2 separate regions of the Homo sapiens genome follow, and region 2 is linked to region 1. A link is a loop called in an ENCODE intact Hi-C map of the cell type or tissue named here. Cell type or tissue: heart left ventricle. All regions are shown on one strand. Links, peaks and the distances in the headings refer to the core of each region. The heading gives the core; the rest is flanking DNA.

What was found. Hi-C counts contacts between places; a loop is a spot of excess contacts. Peaks named below come from ENCODE experiments on the same cell type or tissue, not always from the same donor. Only the 100,000 strongest peaks of a DNase experiment are listed, where the experiment ranks them.
Region 2: a loop joins it to region 1, with 1.8 times the contacts of the local background. A loop is called at or near these places in 1 of 110 quality-filtered maps.

What each region holds. Positions count from the first base shown.
Region 1 is chr11:30,450,650-30,457,996 of GRCh38, reverse strand. All of the region lies in intron 4 of MPPED2 (metallophosphoesterase domain containing 2), which reads left to right. Among named protein-coding and RNA genes, the nearest start is that of MPPED2-AS1, 130 kb to the left of the region's middle. In heart left ventricle, for the core only: no CTCF peak of the experiment used is centred there; no DNase peak of the experiment used is centred there; H3K27ac peaks cover 310 bases.
Region 2 is chr11:30,392,061-30,399,407 of GRCh38, reverse strand. It overlaps a transcript of MPPED2 not described here. Among named protein-coding and RNA genes, the nearest start is that of ARL14EP, 73 kb to the right of the region's middle. In heart left ventricle, for the core only: no CTCF peak of the experiment used is centred there; no DNase peak of the experiment used is centred there.

The sequences.
Region 1 (7,347 bases), core at 1,161-5,160:
CCATTTCTTACATTCCAGCCCTGCCCGATAAGTATTTGGTACGGCAGCAGCAGAGGTTGCTCTCAACATTTGGACATTAGGAATTTAATGTGTTAGGATTGATTCATATGTGTCATCAAATTGTATCTGGGGACAGAGATTCTGGGGAGACTCACGTATGAGTTTGGCTGGCCACAAGTAAACCCCAGATGACTCTTGTTACTAATTCTAGAATACCCAAACAGCATATATTGTGAACTTTTTTGCAGTGTACTTGAAAGGGCATGACCTTTGCACTCCGAACTATGTTCAAATCCTGGTTTGGGAATTTATTAACTGTGGAACCCTAGGCAGGTTACCTTACCTCTCTGAGCCTTATCAACATAAAGGTTGTGAAATAACTAGTTTGTGGATTAAATACGATCTTACATGTAACGATTCCTGGAATTTAATGGGCACCAAGTAAATACCAGCTCATGGATCTTTCTTTACTTGTTGGTATTATTAGAGTTTGAAACTTTGCAAACTTGGGACACATACCAACAATTTGAAAATACAAAGGGGGTAATTTTAAGCTTCTTGCGATATCAGCTTTCAGCAATTTAAAAAGAAGGAACTGTTTTTTTTTTTTTTTTGGAAAATTAGGAAGTCAAAATGCCAGACTCATCTATAAATGCGAAGCTCTTTTTGAGCTTTTATAGTACGGGCTTATGACATCAGTAAGGATCCAGCCCCTTCATTATTGGAACCTGTCACAGACCAGGGCAGGAAACCTCTCCCTTATTGTGTCTCCACTTTTTCTTGTTCTCAGAGTTCCTTTAGAACATGTCCAGGGAACATTGCTGGATGTGCATTCTCAAAGCATGTTGCTGTACTCCATAAATGCTGATAAGCTTTTTCCCCAGACCAACAGAAGTCATATAAGTGAAAGGACAGAGAAGAAAATTTATCAAAGAAAGAGTGAGAAGAAGATTGACCCCCACCAGGAATGGAATTTTCTCTCTATAGCTTACTCCTCTTGATGAAGTATTAATTTTTAACAGGAATACGGATCACTTTTTTCCAGGTGTGAATTAGTTCCTATTGTGAAGTATTTGTCATTCCAAACCATTTTTGTTCTTATTGCTAGCTGTATGATTGCATGAATAATTAGTGCCCATGGAGTGCTTTAAGAGCCTAACCTTCCTGGAAAGACAGTGCTAGTGTAAAGGGTCTTATATATGAAACCATTATGGCACTGTTTAAGGCACTGGAAAGGTCCAGAATATTCTGTACCCATGAGAAAAAACTGGGCTAAAAAACAGAAAGTGAGTGCTAGGCTACTTCTTTTTAGTCCTCTTTCTATTTGATTCTTAGGGTTACAGAATATCAGGATTGTAATATTGCTTAAAGTTTATCTAACCATCAAGTACATGGATTCCTCTACAACAGTCCTGTACTACACACACACAGACACACACACACACGCACACACACAGGATTGGGGAGAAACACAGAGAAAGAGAGAAAGAAAATGAGAATGAATGAATTTATCAACTCTGCTTTACCGCCCAAGTGATGTATGGAATGTGACCCCAACATCTGTTACCCCATATATGGTCAAGATTGATTTTTGTTGGTTGGGTACCAGTCCCTCTTCTGCTCATTGCCATGTGTTTATTCCCCTCAACTGAACCATTCATCAGTTAAGGATATGTGTCCTACTCAAACCCCTTTTCTTTGAACCCACATCCATCTAATGTCTTTGTTCACATGTCAGACAGCTCCTCAAATAGTCAAAGGGAACTTGGCATTTTCCTTAATCGTCTCTTCTCCAGTTGAATTTTCCCAGATTCTTCATTCATTCCTTATTTTTGAGAATGACCAGCAAAACTAAAGGAATGGCTGTAGGTTCCTTCCATTATTTATATAATGCAGCTTTTCCATAGAGAAGCAATATTTATAAAGGACAAATAAAGACATGTCTGCAGAGACAGTGAAATTCTTAGAAAGTATGCTGTACTTGAAAGGCAAGACACAGAGGTTTTGAATGCAAGCTGTGATGAAACATTACCCAGGGCAGCGTCCTGTCTGTGTTAGAGTGGAGAAACAGAGTCATGGAGCCTCTTGGTCAAAGCGTCACTATGTCAATCTTGCAGAGCAGAACGGCTGTCAGGTTAACGAGTGCTGCATGTGCCCAGAGGCAGTTCTGAGCATGGTAGGACTACCCAGGTGAGGGCTCTTTACCTTTGTGAGTGGGGAGCTCCCATACCTCATCATGTTAAGCCAAGCTGATCTGGAAAGGGACACATTCCAGGGGAGAATCGGGATGCTTAATTGATTTACACCGTTGATGAAGCGCACAGGCATGAATTCTGGTTGCCTACCATCCCATATGGGGAGGAAAGCGTAAGTTGTAGAAGCCACCTTTTGGCATTAAAAAACAAAGGGCGCTGGAGTAACATAAGGATATATACTTAGCTTTTTCTTTTTAATGTATGAATGGAAAACACCTTTTATGCTTCAAATGTATATTTTAATAATAAAAATAGAACTATTGCCAAAATTCACTCCAGAAGGCAGCCTTTTTTCTTAAAGCACAAAGAGAAAGAGAGGAGAGATCAAGTGTCTTCTCTTTTCCATGATAATTGCTTGTAGTCCCTGCTAACTGGCCTTTTGACAGGGTCACTGGCAGAGCTTGTGGGCCCCCTTGGCGATGTTGGTTGGTGGGACAGAGTATGGGCCAGTGCCTCAGCAGGAATGGGGCAGAAAACAGTAGGCTGGTTCCCAGGCCTGTTTGCTCTGAGCACCAGCCAAGCCAGGGTTGGTTTTTGCTCACCTGTCATTGCAGCAATATGTAGTGACGTTTCAAACTGCTAGCATGGAAACAAGGTAAAAACTTCTTGGGACAACTGGGAAATTTCATTTAGACAGAATGTCAGACCTTAGCCTCCAGTGTAAATACTAGAGGCTTTGCTCTGTCCAGTTATGCAGTAGCATTTGGTGTGGAATTAAATCAGAGGCTAGTGAAAATCCAGGCAGGATCTAAATGTGTTGAGTACATTTAAGTTTCTTCTCTAATTTAGGAAACCTTATGCTTCTCCACCCTTTGGCACTGACAACTACCTGAAAGAGGCCCTAACAGTCTTGAATAGGAATATGATCGCTAGATTCTCTATCACAGAATAAAAAATGAAGAGCTTATAGGCTCTCTGATTTTTTTTAAGTGCTTTGGTCTTCAGAATCTGGCCCAGCACTAGTTGTTTTGATTTGCCCAGCAACCTAACCCATATTCTTGAATAAGCAAGCAGGATTTCAGCTCTAGAAGGGTGAGCTGCATATATTCACACACCATTCTATTCATTTTTCAGATACAGGATTTTTTAAAAAGGAGAGAGAACAGGGTCATTTTCATTCTATTGCAAACGCTTTTTATGTTTCAGGGATCAAATTATCAAATTTCAGGCAACTTTTTTTTTAAACTAGGTCATGACTTTCAAAGGCCATCTTTATTATCCTCAGCAGAAACATTAAACTTGTAAAAAAAAATTTATAATTTTTTTTCCTCTGGTGATTTTTTTTCTTTTATTTCCACCCCCACACATACAAAAAATGCTCGGGGAAAATGTTTGCCTTCACTTCCTGCTATTCAGCACTGTGTATTGTTAAACTGATGTAGTGTTTATACACATCGTGGTTATGGCTGTAGCCCGGCTATTGTTGAAGGATGTTAGACAGCCATTTATCACAGTACGCCAGTAAACCCATTGTAAAAATGTCCTACTAGTTAAATGAGGCTTAGATTTAATGAGGCTGTAAGAGCAGAACGGGATTTTGACATACTGTAAATAAGGTTCCTATAGAAATGTCATCAGGATTAAGGTGCAGATTCCTTTTGTTTTCAAGCAACAATAGTCTCCTTGCCAAGGTAAAAAGAAGCCCCCTCCCTTTTAAATGAATCTTTTGAGGAAGTTGTTGTTTGCTCAGAGGAATGCATGAAACAAGGGTGTGTGGCCAGGAGATGACAAGATCAGAGATGACTTCTTTGGGAAAGAGACGACACTCCCCAGAACTCCTTTGTATATCACAGCCACACCTGGAGCCCTCAAAGCCTCCTTGTTCATACCTGCTGCTGCATGTGAATGCCATTCAAATGTGGTCCCAGTCCCCTCCTCAAGGAGGGCAAAGCCAGCCTCAGAAAGACTTAGTCTGAGATTCCTGGCCAGCCTTTGAAGAGAGTAATCAAGTTAGACATAGCAGGAGGGCATTTGCCCTTTCAAGCCAAGTGGGGAAACAGAGCCAGTCTTCTTTGCTTGATCTTATCAGTGTTCAATGAGATCTACCATTTTGAAATCACAGAACAAACTGTAGAAAATGACCAGAAATTCTTGTGCATTCAATTTTCCCCATGGGAAGGAAAAATCAGTTATTTCCCCAATGTCTAAGGAAATGAATTCAGAGAGAACGTCTCCATACGCAGCCAGAAGTAGGTACGTAGGGCTTGGCGTTAACCACTGGGGTTGCAGTACACTATTTACAAAAACAGGCAGTCTTGAAATTGCCCTATTGGAGAGAAATTTGATTGTCCCAGAAATAAAATAAAGTGGTCTCCGTCTTCATTTTGCTAGGGCTCCTGGAAAGCCTCAATTCAAAGAGATCAGTGTTGAAAAAGACTAAATTGAAGGATAGCTTGAGAGCCAATAGATGATCTAGAGGCAACCCATCCACATCTGCAGTTTCCTTAGTATCTTTCTGAACCTGGAACGCTTTAGAGGTGTGGAGTCTTCTTCGACTGAGTCTTCAATTTGACATAACAGTGTATCCCTTTAGGCTTGAACCCCGAACTCACAAGGTCTTAGGGAATCTGTTGCTTCTATTTTGGTGGTCACCAGAGGCTTAATTTTAGCTGCTGAGAGATTAGTCTTTTATATTTATTTAATGTTCTCAGTGGGGGAAGAAAAGTTCAAGGGTTGTGTTTGCCTTCAATGCTCACTGCACATAACTCATTTTGCATCCTTGCAGCAAATGCCTGCTAACTTCATCAGGAAGTCACATTTGGGCAAGGTGCAGTATGTGCTGGGCATTCTTAGCTAGAAGGGCCCTTTCTGCAATGTCTCCATCTTTAGCTGCCCCCACCAAGGCTCTTTTTTTTTTCCCAGATCCCTCTTTTGCTGTAAGTTTCCACCATCCTTTTTGCAGAGCCACGTAGAATAATGTTGGCAGAGAAACTTAGCGATGCTCTCTTAGCTCTTTTATCCTAATAGTGGTTTCTGTATCCTCACACTGCTAGACAGAATATCTTTCTCAAGACAACCAAAGGCAGCTTTTTCAAGAAAAGGATACAGATCTGGATGCACAACAGTGAATCAGGCATAATCCTGCCACTCCAGAGCTCATGAACCAGTGCAGTCATTCTCAAGCTTTAGCGTGTGCAGTACATACCTTACCCCCAGAGGTGTGACTTAGTAAGTTCGAGTTGGACCCCAAAATCTTCATTTCTCACAAACACTGCAGTGATTTTGATGCGAAAAACCTCAAGAGAAATACTGATGTAGTGAGGCAGAGGGAACACAGAAACATCATGAATTACAAAACTGCAGGAACCGCCTGAAGGAAAGTCAGAGTGCTGTGGGAATGGAGAAGGTATGGGTGCCACAGGATGGGCCTGGGCAGGGCCCACAGACACGATCGTGTTTAAGCCAGATCTTGAAGGATGACTCAACTGTGGACCCTTGGCAGTGCTAGAGGGAAGGCCTTCTGAACAGGAAACAAGATCAAGGTGACTGAGGTGAAAGGGGAAAGGGCACATAGGGGTCAGTGCAGCCAGAGTGCTGGGTGCAGGGAGGATTCTGTTTGGAGCTCAAGAATTTGGAGTTTAGTCTTAGGCAGTGAGAAGCCCTTGAAGATTTTTAAGTAGAGAAGAGAAATAATCTGCTTTCTGCTTTCTTTCCACAGTGACCACAAGTGAAGCTGAGGTGGCTTTGGGCAGCATTAAGTGAACAAAAAGGGCAAAATGAGAAGAGGCAGGAAATGGGAATCGTTTTACGGCTCCCTCCTACTTCCCACATTTCTTTGAGGCCGAATTAATTGGTGTGATTCCATTCTCAATTTAAGAAATCAAGGTTAAATGACTTGCCCACAATTGCATTGAGCTGGAACTAGGGCATAGGTCTGCTGTCTCCAGATCTCCAGCTGACTTCCCACCGCAGCCTGTCAGTCAGTGAAATTAATCTGCAGTCATTCGCAGACACCTGAAAATGTCCCCTCCCACCCCTCAAATTGCATAATAATGAGTCCTACAGCAGAAAACAGTTGTATTCTTTCAAAAGTTTCTCTAATGTTTTTGAAATACACAAGGAAATAGTAAAAGTTAAGTGAACATTTGAAATACAGGCTTCTTTTATCATTAAAATAACGTCTCCCATGGAGTGAGAGTGAGGGTGGTAGTGGTGGGGTTCCTGAGATTCCAAATAGATTGTACTTCTGGCCCTAAAGATTCCTTATTAGCAAAATCTTTGAATCAGCCAGGTTTGAATGATAAATAAGAGGACACTGGGCATTTGGAATCTTCATTATCTATCATAACAAATATTGCCTCTGGCAAAGACCACATCCCTCAGTCTGAGCTCTCACTTCAAACTGCAGGGGGGCCAGGTTAGCAGTGGGAATTGCATTTCTAAGTCTTGACAGCCAAGGTCCTTAGACAAGAGGGGCCTAAGCTTTGTGACATCTAATCCTCGAATGTAACAAAAGCAGCTAAAAGGTGAAGAAGGGAAGCCCAAAAGGAGAAAAAAATAAGGGGGTGAGATACAGCTTCACATTGAGTTTCAAAGCTGGAAGACAGCTTATAGATCATGTAGTCAAAGTCCCCATCCTCATCTTTACAGAGAAAGAAGTCTAGTCCCAGAGAGGGGAACCGATTTGCCCAGACCCCTACAGCTAGTTAGGGGTGACGCTAGCATGAAGAAGCCACGTGGCTCTTGTCACCACACCAAGCTGTTGCTCTCATGTCTCATGATACAATTGTGCTCACAGATTATTTCCCATGGATCCACTGGGATAGTTTATGAATCCTTTAAATGCAAAAATTAAATAATACTGGGAAGCCAGAGAGCCTATGAGATCGGGTTCAGTATTTTTACTGTTTACTGGCTGTGTGGCCCTGAGCCAGATCTCCTCTGAGCTTATTACTTCTTCTGAAAAAGGGGGCTAATAATCTATCTGTACCCGATACAGAGTTTCTCTGAGGTTAAAATGTGTCATTTAATGTGGAAATGCTGTACAAACTGGAAAACTCCACTAAAACATATGCTGTTAAACTCTTAAATATAAAACTTGGGTGCTGAACAGGCCCCTAGGAAGTTCACATATGCAGCTATTATTTTTCTG
Region 2 (7,347 bases), core at 2,189-6,188, 60 kb after region 1:
CTGTGATGGAAGTCTTAATTCTAGAGGAAAGGAGAAACATATATTTTTTTCTTACCTTTGTAATTTGGCAATTCTTAGGCTAATAAATTAGAGTAAGTGGTTTGTCTGAGACATGGAGAAAATTGGATGCAGCATGAAAAATTAACAACAGTGTTAATGAGAAAATGGTTGACTCATAAGTCCTGTGCTTGAATTTAGTATGCAAGGTGATTAGGTCTTCACAATGTTGTTTATTAAAAAAAAAAGTATTGGATCTTTTTTTAATGTTTCCATATCCTGCCAAGGTCAAAGAGGACAATATCTGTTTTGTCACATTATGTTTTCATGTAATGGTGGTTGGTTTAATGAAATTGTTGTAGAAGAGCTGGCCGCCAGGGTATATCAGACTTGTGTGTGTCACTTTTGGAGCATCTTTCACAAACAATTAGCTCCTTATAAGATGTATGATCGTCCTCACATTCATCACGTATGTCCCATGCCTCTCAAATAAAAAAACATTTATAACCATTATCATCAACCAAAATTAACCTGGGCCCAACTGAAGAGAAGGAAGTCAAGTTTTCAGTTTTTGGTTGGCAAGTTAACTCTTTCAAGTCTGATACATACCATTTCATGCTCCTTACTGGATGGACTTTGGCATATTTGTACTTCCAGAGAGTTTTTTTCTGATATTAAGGAAAGTTTAAAAGCTTTCTCTTGGCTGGGTGATGTTTGATTGCAAGGAACTAAAACTTACTCCAATTTGATCAATAAAAGAGAGGTTTGTTACAGGATACAGACATAATAAATTTCAAGAAACAAGAAGCCCAGAGAGGGAAAGAACCAAGAATCTTCAGGCAACTTAGTAGCCTCATGTAATCTCAGTAGTTGTTCATGGACCTTCTATCTGATTCTTAGTAAAAAATCATCTGACCATCTGATCAGCTTAGTAAAAAAATCATCTGATCAGCTTTCTTCTAGTGAATGAATGGTACCCCCAGGTCATGTGTTCACCCCGATCTAATAAACGGTAACCCCAGTAAGGTGAGATCTAAAGCTACCCCTTTATGGGAATGAGTGGGGTAGGTAGAGTTTGGGTCAGAGTAGTGTGTTAATGAGGACAAGTTTTGAGGGTGAATCTCATAAACATTATTCATTATTCATTATTCTTATCCACAGTCCCAAACAATTTCAGCCCTATCACTTAGTAACTCATTAGCATGACTGTGGAGATTGGCTGAAAGAATATGAGTGAATTGAGGCAAATTTAACTCTGCTATGGAAGAAGAAAAAGCTGTGATAATTCATAGCCCTTGAGGTACTGATAGGAATCATTAGTACCATGTTTATCTGCAAGGATAATGACTTAATACCAAATCTCCATCCCAGTTTCTTTTGTTTCCTACAAATTGGAGAAATGAATTGGTCAAAGTCAAGGAAGGAATTGGTCAAGCTAAGAGATCTTGCAAGATGTTTGGTCTACATTAAAGACCCATAATAGACTGATTTTTAATTACAAGGTTGTCAGTTCACAGGGTACATGGTTGAAAAAATGAACCTCAGATGATGATAATGGTGGTAAACAGCTTTCATTTTTAGTATCATATTTTTAACATGGGATTTGTTAAAACAGCAGGACAAGACTCTACTCCCCACTAGCTAGTGAGGTGTTTATTGATCAAATTACTTAATCTCTTGGAGCCTGTTTCTTCATCATTAAAATGGGAGTGATAAGTGTACTGATCTTACAGGATTGTTGAAAGAAGTCAGTGAGAAAACAAATGTAAATTGCCTAGCATGGTACCTGACACATGTGAGCTACTACTATCAAGCATTTATATAGACCTTTTATGAATGTCAGTGGTTGTTTTATGACTTATCTTCCTTGAATCTCAGAACAATCCGATGAACTTAGAGCAGTCAGTGAAACAGTTAAGTCAATGTTATAGTTTGTATCGCCAAAATTAGATAATTGAGTCCTAATGATTACGAAGTCAACGAATATCAACCAAATTTAACAGCAAAATAAATACATTATTGAATATGTAAGAACTATAGTATGCTTACCACCTGTGTACTCCATATGAAATTTACTAGAGGAGTTGCTCCAGAAAACTTATAACAAGATCCAAAGTGAAAAACAAACTAGCATACAAGAAATAGTGGCTGATAAGTATGACTCAGAAAATGGAAAAGAAGGTAGAAAAGGAAGAGGATCCATTTGAGAAACTTAGAAATTTCTCTTTTAAGGGTTTAACTTCTATACTTCTCTTAATTACATTAGTTTATTTCACAGTAAATAATATTTTCTGAATCACAACCCACAATATTGTTGGTTTTTAATGTTACAATTTACATACAAAGCACTAAAACTGAATTACACTTACAGAACAGAATATAAGCCTTGAAAATGTGACAATAACAATATACCTAACAAAAATTAGGGGTGACATATAGGAATAAAGAAGAGAGATAGAAGATTGAGCATATTAGTGGTCTTGTCTTTCTTTGCAGGGAATCACTAGTTACTACCTAATTTGATATATCCAGAAATTGAGGCATAAACATACCATGTAAATTTTAATTGCTGCTAAAGTAGTTGCCCCAGGATTGGGACAAGAAATGGAAGAATTTTACTTTCCCTTTCTATTTTTCTACACTTTATGAATTCTAGTTTGCATGTGTATGCATTACTATTTTAATTTTTAAAAATAAACTGAAAAAAGAGCATTCAAACTCATGGTTCAAATGGAGATAATTCTATTCAGGCACCTAAATTGAAATTATGGGAAAAAAAGAGTGGAAGCTGATCAGATGTAGGAAGGTGTGACTATGAGCTTGCAAGTAAACCTGGGTTTTCCTTAATTAAATTTGGTTTCCTTCTCTTTCTCCTTGTTTCATTGAGCTGAAATATGGAATTAGAAGGCACATATTCCAGACCAGTTCTGCAACACAAACTACCAACAACTTTCAAGACTTAAATGTACAGCAACCATAAAATGTATAGTTATGTCTAAGCATAAGAAATAAGCAGTCTAGAGGGTAAGAAATTTAAGAAAAACTGCAGGTATATACAGGCAGCTGCTAAAGGCTGGAGTGGGAATATATTTAGCAGTGGATATTTGCTGCCATTGAATGCTTAAATCAGTGCAGGTGGGGCATTCAAAAGGCTTCTGAGGGGTCAAGTTGCTCCAGATATTTTGCAAGGTTATATTGTCCATGAATGAATGATTTTGCTTTATGTCCCTGCACAGGGGAGTCAGAGGACAGTGTTCCTTTCTTAGTCCCCAAGGATTCTCATCTGTTGTGAATAGCAAAAGCCCAAGGTAGGAGGATGGATCAGAGATCTGAAATCCAGAGCCTTGCTGGAATGCGTTGTCCTTAAAAGCAAGCATCTCAGTATGATAAATACGATCTCCTCAAGCCCGTTAGGGAATGGAAATTTAAGAACCGGTTAGGTCAAAGATCAGGAAATTTATGACGATTATCTGCGGTTACAGTGTAGAGTGTTTGAGGATGGTTTAAGCCAAAGAGTCCAGTGCCTGTAAATCTTGAGAGTGATATTAATACCTCCGTGAACATGTGTGTACAACGTTTCTGAAAAGATTGATTGCAAAGGCCAGTTCCCAGGAAAGACAAGCAGGTAATTGGCATTTAATTAATGAGAATAAGTTATATTAAATTAAAGACTTATAATCCTTGATTATTTATCTTCCTGTAGCCAGTGTGACAATCTACTCTTAGATTATTAACTCACCACTGTATTTTTAAGAGGCCAAACTAAGCCGTCTGTTCAGACTGTATAAATAGGAATATGTTTGCATCTCAACCATGGGAACAATATCCTTTGGGAACTCATGAGAGGCTTCTTTCTAATATAAATGATTTTTGAAAAATTGAATCCATGCAGAGCATCCAAGGTATTCTTAGGTCTACTCCATATCCCCAGAATCCAGAAGAGTTGACATGAACCATTGTGTAGTAGGAAGGTTATGAACTTGAGGGTCAGCCTGACCTGACCTAGGATTGAGTCCTAACTCTGGCTTATATTAACTAAGTAGGCTTGGGTATGTTATTAAAATTATCTGGGGTTCAGTTATCTTATCTTCAAAAATGGGAAAATAGTACTGACCTGGAATATACTATTTTAAAAACTAAATGATACTGTAAATCCCCATGGTCCATTAGCTATCACATAGTACTCAATAAAAGCCCATTTTTCTCTTCACATTCTCCTTCTCCTTTTGTAGCACAGGATGATAGTGGTTAGAAAATGATTCAGAAACAAAGTTGGAGGCTTCATGCTACTTGAACAATTATGATAAATACACATTAATCAAGATACTATGGTACTGGTGAAGGGATAAACACATACTGCAGTGGAGTAGAATAGAAATTCCAGAAATAAAGCCACACAAGTATGACGAATTGGTTTTTGAAAAAGGTGCAAAGACAATTCAAAGAAGAAAGTCCAGTCTTTTAAAGAAATGGTGTTGAACAATTTAACTTCACATGCAGAAAAAAGTAAGTTGTCTCAAAAGGGATTATCTAAATGTAAAGCATAAATCTAGAAAACAGGAGAAAATATTCATAACTTGGAATGAGGTAGAGTTCTTACATATGACACCAATAATACAATACCTGATAGAAAAAAATTTGTAAGTTGAACTTCATTGAAATTTAAAACTTGCTCTGTGAAGTATGCTATTTAAAAAATAAAAATACAAATTACAGAGTGGGAGAAAATATTTTCACATCACATATCAAACAAAGATCTTGTAGCTAGAATATATAAAGAAGTCTTAAAATTCAACCAAATTAAAAATGGGTAAAAAGTTGAATAAACACATAACCAAAGAGGATCTGTGGATGGCAAATAAGCATAAGAAAAGATTTCCGACCTTATTAGCTACTAAGAAAATGCAAATTAAAACCACAATGAGATAACATTACATCCCTATTAAAATGGCCATTTAAAAAAAAGCCTGATAATATCAAGTGCTGACAAGGATGCAGAGCAACTGGAATCCCCATGCATTACTTATAGAAATGAAAAATGGTAGAGCCTCCTGGAACACAGCTTAGCAGTTTCTCATGAATTTAAAGATACATTTACAGATGATCTAGCAATCTCACTTCTGAATATTTACCCTAGAGAGATGATGACTCATGTTCACTCAAAAACCTGCATACAAATGCTTATAGTATCTCTACTTATAATCACCAAAAACTGAAACAATCCAAATATCCTTCAGCAGGTAAAGGGATAAACAAACAGTTGCACATCCATAAAGTGGAATACTACTTGGTAATAAAAAGGAACAAACTATTGGTACACACAACAGCCTGGATGAATCGCAAAGACATTATGCTGAGTGAAAGAAGACAGTCTCAAAAGATATATTCCACTTGTATGATATTCTGAAGAAAACAAAACTATACTGATCAGTGGTTGCCAGGGGTTAGGATGGGGGCAAAGCATGACTACAAAAGAGCAGCACAGGGGAGTTTTTGGGGCTGACAAAATTGTTTTGTATCCCGATTGTGGTAGTGGCTACACAAATCTATACTGTGTTAAAACTCAGAACTGCACACCAAAAACAAGTCAGATTAACTGTACATTAACTTTAAAAACAGGATAAAATTAAACATATTTTGAAAAATGATCCCAGCAAGAAGCCATTCTAACTTATGATAAACAAGGCATAACACCCCAGAACTCTGGGAGTCCTTAAATATAATTTGTTTATTATTTATTGGGCAAATGTTTATTGAGCACTACCTATGTGTTCACATTGTTTTAGGCACAGAGGATGAAGTTCTAAACATAACAAAAACTCCTGGGAGGTTATATTATAATAAATAGTAACTATATACTATGTCAGATGGTATACATACTCAGGTAAGCAGGATAGGAAATTGCAGGAGGTTGTGCCAAACCATCCCTGGACAGAGCTGATTTGGTTTGAGATAAAGGGAAGGGAATTTTCTATGGAAAATCTCTTACCCAAGGCCAAGATGGAACTCTGGTCTGAAAATCCTTTGAGTTGGAGGCATGCTTTAGGCCTGGATGATAAAGCCAAAGTCATCTAAAGACCACAGAGACTGTCCAGGATGTAGTGAGAGCAGAGATAGGGTTGTCTATTAGAGACTGTATCCAGGATGTAGTGAGAGCAGAGATAGGGTTGTCTATTAGGAAGGACACAGAGGGTGGGACACTGGCTGTGGGCTTCCAGTGATGTCCTGAGTACCCAGCAGGTGTGGTGGAGAGGCAAGACTCTGACCCACATGACTCATAGTTAATTTGAGAAAGAGAAACAACTGTCGATGAGAGGTGATCTCCAGATTGGGCACAAATTGAAGGTTCCCAAATACAAGGAGTGAATGTTCAGGGAAGTAGTGGCTGGGAAGAACCCTAGGATGGAAAGAGGCCAGCAAGAGGAACAGAGGGAAGACTTGAACCAAGCTGACAAAATGCCAGGACCCAAGCATAGAAGGCAAGATACCGGATAAAGTGTTTGGAAAGAAGCTAGTGGACACACTTTGCCTTAAACCCTGAGCACATTTTAAAATAGGCACTTCTTCCTCAGATATTGCTGCTTCCTTCCTCCTGGTTCAGTGACTGCTCCTTGAGTCTATCTTGGAGGTGAGCAAACCTTAAGTGGGGAGCATGAACACTCTCTCCCATCTGTCTATCCATTACTATCTCATGCTCCTGAGCTCCAGCTCAGGGAAATCCAAGGGAACCCGTCCCCTTTAAGAACCAGTGGCTTGCAGGGACTGGCTTTCTGCCAGGGTAGAAAAGTAGAGCAGGAGACATTTAAAGCCCTGTTTGAAAACTGTCATTTTTCCAACGACCTCAGATGGGGTGATTAATCAAGAAGCAATTCCGGAGAGAAGCCATCTTCTTTACCTGCTTAAATCTCCCAGGTTAAGTTGTATTTTAAGCCCTGGCTTATTTTCAGACAAGTTTGTTGCTGTTGCCTAACCCTATGTTAAAGTAATTATTGTCTGCGAAGGTCACACAGAGTTCAGTGGAACTGAAAAACTCACAGCCTTTAGTATTAATGGGGTAAGCAGCCTGTTCAGGGCCTTTTCCTTAAAGAGACAGACCGGTGAGAACAGTCAATAAGGACAAAAAAGCATTTGACATTTCAAGAGAGAGAAGGCTTATTCTTTTTGTGGCTTCTGGCAAAGACCCCAAAATCAAACAAAGAAACCATTAGAGGGGAGTCAATCGCTATCTTCTACATGCCAGTGTTCAAAAATGTTGTTGAATTTGTTATTTGAACTCAAGTGGGAAGTTAGAAATTCAAAGTGGAAGGAAGAGAAATAGTATAGTTTGAACACCTACCATACACCAGGTGC